Regions from separate parts of the Homo sapiens genome. Here region 2 is linked to region 1. Evidence: read pairs that join two places in POLR2A ChIA-PET (ENCODE). Cell type or tissue: OCI-LY7. All regions are shown on one strand. Each heading gives the region's core, and the rest is flanking DNA. Links, peaks and the distances in the headings are about the cores only. Region 1 overlaps FOXN3 (forkhead box N3). Region 2 overlaps FOXN3 (forkhead box N3).

Evidence for each region. ChIA-PET counts read pairs that join two places held together with the same protein. Peaks named below come from ENCODE experiments on the same cell type or tissue, not always from the same donor. Only the 100,000 strongest peaks of a DNase experiment are listed, where the experiment ranks them.
Region 2: POLR2A ChIA-PET joins it to region 1 with 9 read pairs; 2 of 35 experiments call an interaction of 5 or more read pairs at or near these places.

Annotation. Positions count from the first base shown.
Region 1 is chr14:89,221,621-89,224,530 of GRCh38, forward strand. The region is part of intron 4 of FOXN3 (forkhead box N3); the gene reads right to left. Among named protein-coding and RNA genes, the nearest start is that of FOXN3-AS3, 130 kb to the right of the region's middle. In OCI-LY7, for the core only: no CTCF peak of the experiment used is centred there; no DNase peak of the experiment used is centred there.
Region 2 is chr14:89,315,908-89,318,817 of GRCh38, forward strand. The region is part of intron 3 of FOXN3 (forkhead box N3); the gene reads right to left. Among named protein-coding and RNA genes, the nearest start is that of FOXN3-AS3, 33 kb to the right of the region's middle. In OCI-LY7, for the core only: no CTCF peak of the experiment used is centred there; a DNase peak (open chromatin) is centred at 1,594; H3K4me3 peaks cover 711 bases; H3K27ac peaks cover 1,014 bases.

The DNA.
Region 1 (2,910 bases), core at 131-2,630:
GATCAAAGGCCTTTGTCAGACTTTCGCCACTGTTTGTCTTATGCAGCAAGATCTCTCTCAGTGACACGGCTGGGAAGTAAAGTATCCCCTCTAAGAGAATTTTCCAATACAAGAAGCATCACCTCTTAAAATATCATTTTTTATTTTAAATATTTTAACCAAATTAAAAAATCACATCATACACCAACTTCCCTGTCTATATAATCTTTTTTTTTTTTTTGAGATGGAGTCTTGCTCTGTTGCCCAGGCTGGAGTGCAGTGGCGCGATCTCGGCTCACTGCAAGCTCCACCTCCCGGGTTCACGCCATTCTCCCACCTCAGCCTTCCAAGTAGCTGGGACTACAGGCGCCCGCCACGGCGCCCGGCTAATTTTTTGTATTTTTAGTAGAGACGGGGTTTCACCGCGTTAGCCAGGATAGTCTCCTGACCTCGTGATCTGCCCGCCTCGGCCTCCCAAAGTGCTGGGATTACAGGCGTGAGCCACCGCGCCCGGCCTACACAATCTTTTCTTGAGAACTTAGTTGTCACCGTGGAAACCCATCACTGGCCATTGCTGTGGCACACAGAGCTCTCCAGAGCTGATGTCACCTGAGAAGTACCCTGCCTATGCCCACTGTGGGGCTGGGGAGCTCTGGACAGAGTCAACTAAAGCTGGGAATATACCAGCTCATTTTAACATCTGTCAGCGTTGCCTGGTCCCCCAAGACAGGAAATACATGAAAATTATGCACAATTCCACAGAGTTTCAAGGTCTTTGGATTCTAATGGAAAGACGCTTACATATATTAAGATACAAAAAAATGTAAATCCAGTCTAGTGACAGCCAGAGGGCAGGGGACGTAGACTAATACAAGTGGACAGAGAAATCCGTAATGTTTACCGTGAATCTAAGGAGTGTGGGCCACATGAAATCTGCCTCTTTATTTTGTGGCCTCATTTACAAATGACTATAAAAAGGAGCTCAACCCAGGAGTCAGGGGCACAGACACCCAGCCGAGCTCAGGAGGACACCTGTTGGTCACCGAAACATCTCAGCAAGCCGGGAAGGCAGCCCCACCTTCCCACCCAAATTCACCTAGGAAGGCGATGCCCAAAACTACCTGGGATGACACAATTGATGGTTTCTTTAGTGAAATAAACATCATTTTCTTTGCTCTTCTCTCCTACCTCCCTCTACCCTTCCTTTAAAAAATAAAATAAAATAAAAATTTTAAAAAAGGAAATAATTGGGGGCAAAAGTTTTGCTGAGAGTATCTAAACTATGGAATCTGCCTTTAGTGTTTCTGTAGGATAAGAAACAATTTGGCCTCAATTTTTTTTTCTTTTTAAACAGAGACAGGGTCTCACTATGTTGCCCAGGCTGGTCTTGAACCCCTGGGCTCAAGCAATCCTCCCACCTTGGCCTCCCAAAGTGCTGGGATTACAGATGTGAGCCACCGCAACTGGCCTGGGCTTGGTTTTTAAAAAATGTGAACTGGAGAGCCAGATTTACTTACTGGTCTGTTATTTCCTGCAATCTCAATGACCGTGAGGCTTGTGACTGAGGCACAAGTTGAGTTGAGCCACTGTATGCTAGATCTATGAGGATGGGAGGCCGAGGGTGGAAGGGAAGCTGGCGAGGCTGTGTCGGGTGGTCCTGAAGTCGGCCTCCAGTGGGAAGAGCACTAGTCCCTGGGTGGGCAGGTGCAGACCACGGGCTGTGGTTCCAAGGCCAGACCCCATGGCCTCCTGCCTCCCCTTTCCCACAGCAAAGGTCACCACAAAGGCCAGGGGCAGGTTCTCCTGGGAGATCGCCCAGGGTGCAGGTTGCTGATGGCTTCCTACATTTCGGGTGAGAAGGGGCCTGCTTGTCCACCTTTGTGAGCTTCCTCAGGGCGAAGAAGAATTAGAAATTCCGAGGACTGAACTGCATTCCTGGGCAGCCTCCAGGAGCCTCCAATTGCTCAGACTTTCCTTCTTAAAGTTGCCAGAAGCCCCTGGTAGGTCCCTTTCAGAAAGCATCTGATTTGGAATTTATAGCAATTCTCCCACTGGGCAGTCGAGGGTGAGAGGTGGGCCGGGTGCGGCGCTGGTTGCTGGGGAAGAGACGTTTCCAAAGATCCCTGAGGTGTGGAAGTCAGGGGGAGAGGCGTCCTCATGGGAAGCAGGTCTTTCCATGCTTGGACAATTTGTGTGAGCATCTTTTACCCCCAGGAACATTTAGAATAAAGCAGAGAAATGCTTAAGGAAATCAGGTCTGTAGAATGAATTCCTTAAACAAGACATCAATGCAGATCAACATATCGATGCAGATCAATGTATCAATTGTTCTAACTATTTGAAATACTCACTGTATTTCAAACATAGTATTTCAAATATTTATAACGATTAAGAGAATCTGTCCATTAGAATAACAGACCAGCCTTGAGACTTTAACTTAAAATGTGGCATTAAATAATCAACTTAGATTTTGATTTGAAGTCAAAATCTCAGTAAGGTCATATATACTATACAAGAAAACTTAAAAGACCACAAGGTGTAACATACTTATGAGCTTAATTAGACTTATAAGAATTGCTTAAGTGCTCTAAGAGGCTTGTTTGTTGAGTCAGGCAATTGAGTACTTATAAATTTAATAAGTTCGATTTCCTTTACAAATGCAGCTTAAAATGTTTAAAGGAGTTTAATTAACTAAGTTTGCAAATCAGACCAAACATTAATAAAAGGCCTCCTTAAAAGTGATTATTAAAAACTGATAGGCTTATAAATAAAATGAGATCTGTGAACACCTGTCAAAAGCCTAAGGAGAGGTGAGAATTTAGATTTCATAACTTTCATAAAAATTAATTTCAAAGAGTAAATATCAGAATTACCTTTTCTGCCCCAAATGCTTTGGAACCCTACCTTGCCCATATGATGTGATATGTTTTA
Region 2 (2,910 bases), core at 325-2,824, 94 kb after region 1:
CCACTGGCTGCATCTATCCCAGGCAACTCTCTAAAGAATGATGCTGCTTTCCCTTCTCCCAAGATCCTAGATAAACTCCTTGTTATAAACTACTGCAGCAATGGCCCATGACAATCATGCTTTCCTGTACCCACACCCTCCTGTGGTCCCCGCCAAAAGGAATCTGGCTTGGCCTCTTGACTTGCTACAGCCAATAGGACATTAGCAAATATGACACAAGGAGAAACTGTTGCGTATTGTGTATTGGGGCTTGCTTTCTCTTGTTGCTGGGAACCCTTCTGCCATCAAGTGAAAAAGCTTGGAATCGCTTCCTGAAGGATGTGAGACCCCACAGAGACAGGCCCCAGCTGTCCCAGACATCCCAGCTGAGGTCCAAATATACAAGGGAGCCCAGCTAACACCACAAGGAATAGAGATGAGCCATTCAAGCTGAGCCAACATACAGAACTGCTGAGCAAACAATGATTCTTCTTCTTCTTCTTTTTTGAGTCTCACTCTGTCACCAAGGCTAGATCATGGCTCACTGCAGCCTCGACCTCCCAGGCTCAAGCAATCCTCCTACCTCAGTCTCCTGAATAGTTAGGACTACAGACACGTGTCACCATGTCCAACTACTTTTTTTTTTTTTTTTAATATAGAGATGGAGTCTCATTATGTTGCCCAGACTGGTCTCGAACTCCTGGGCTCAAGTGATCCTCTCACCTCAGCCTCCCAAAGTGCTGGGATTACAGGCATGAGCCACTGCGCCCAGCCTATGATGAATTTTTTTTTTTTTTGAGATGGAGTCTTGCTCTGTCACCCAGGCTGGAGTGCAATGGTGCGATCTTGGCTCACTGCAACCTCCACCTCCCAGGTTCAAGTGATTCTCCTGCCTCAGCCTCCCGAGTAGCTAGATTACAGGGGCCTATCACCACGCCTGGCTACTTTTTGTATTTTTAGTAGAGACGGGGTTTCGCCATGTTGGCCAAGCTGGTTTTGAACTCCTGACCTCAGGTGATCTGCCAGCCTTGGCCTCCCAAAGTGCTGGGATTACAGGAGTGAGCCACCACACCCGGCCACCAATGATGATTCTTTTAAGCCATTAATTTGAGGTGTTTGATCAGCAGCAGGAGCTAACTCATATAACATTCTATGCAGTAGAACCTGCACCACAAAGCAGGATTTCAAGACTGCAATTGGCTTCAAGATGTAGTTTGACAGGTGACTTTAGTGGGTACCTAATGCAAAAAAACAAAAAATAAGTAAAACAGTAAAAGCAATTGACAATACTTTATAAAGCCTGGCCTCTGACAGTGAGTGAGGAAGCTCATAGGATGAAATCATCTGCACATGGCACAGCTGTTTTACATTCAACAGCAGCTCACTCAAGGTAACTCTTCCTACCAGCTCAGTGATGCCAGCTTCAGGAACAGCCACCCCACTTCCTGCGATGTTTTAGAAGGCAAGAGTTCTGGGTGTTAGTGCTGGAGCTGACAGGTAAATGTCCTCTGAGAGTTCCTTCTACCTCTGAGAGCCAGGAAGAAATCTAGACACCCTGGAGGGAATCACTCAGAAATCATTAGACAGTCATTGTACTTCTGAAAGTGCCTGTTTCCTGTTAAGCAGCTCAAAATGTCACCTGAGGGAAAGGCAAATTTCAGCAGGGGTAAAGTGTAGGGTCCCGCAGGAAGACTTCACTTATACGACTGTCTCTTAGAAGCACACCGGATCCTGACACTCCTCTTTCTCTGTGGGATCTGAAATGGTGACAAATAGGAGTTTGGCACCTTTGATTGCAACAATTGAACCTACCTCCTTTCCCCCCCCATAGAAATCCCTCCTTTCCCTGAACCTCTTATGGTACCAGTTCGGGGCCTGTTAGGAACCGGCTGCACAGCAGGAGGTGAGCGGCAGGCGAGCAGGCATTACTGCCTGACTTCGCCTCCCTCCTGTCCCATCAGCTGCAGCATTAGATTCTCATAGGAGTGCAAACCCTACTGTGAACTGCACATGTGAGGGATCTAGGATGCGCGCTCCTTATGGGAATCTAACTAATGCCTGATCCAAGGTGGAACAGTTTCATCCCAAAACTATGTCCCCTACCACTGAAAAACTGTCTTCCATGAAACCACTCCCTGGTGCCAAAAAGGTTGGGGACTGCTATATTAGGGCATCTTATATCCCCCAACTAGCCAGTAAGTTTCTTTAGAGTAGTAACTATGTTTTAATCTTCCCTCCTTCCCTCCCTTTTTCTTTTCTTTCTTCTTCTTCTTCTCTTTTTTTTTTTTTGAGGCGGAGTTTCACTCATGTTGCCCAGGCTGGAGTGCAATGGCGTGATCTCAGCTCACTGCAACCTCCACCTGCCAGATTCAAGTGATTCTCTTGCTTCAGCCACCCAAGTAGCTGGGATTACAGGTGCCCACCACCATGCCCAGCTAATTTTTGTATTTTTAGTAGAGATGGAGTTTCACCATGTTGACCAGGCTGGTCTCAAACTCCCGACCTCAGGTGATCCACCCATCTCAGCCTCCCACAGTACTGGGATTACAGGTGTGAGCCAACACACCCGGCCCCTTTTTCTTTCTCTCATTCATTGATTCAGCAATTGGTTATTAAAAAGCTACAGCCAGGCACAATACAGGAAGCAGCTCACAGCCCAGAGGGGAGAATGCCAAGAAATAATTATAAAACATAATCTTGGCTAACCGTTATCAAGCACCTTTTATGTGTCAGGCTGTGTTCTAAGGATTTTAAATGTTCACTCATTTAATCCTTGCATCAACCCTATGAGAAAGGCAGTGTTTTTATCCTCAGATACAGACAAGGACACTAATGCACAGACAGGTGATATAGCCTGGTTGTGCGCAGCAGTGACTGGTGGAGCTGACCACTCAAATCCGGGTTCTCCCTGCCTTCCTGCACCGTGGCCAG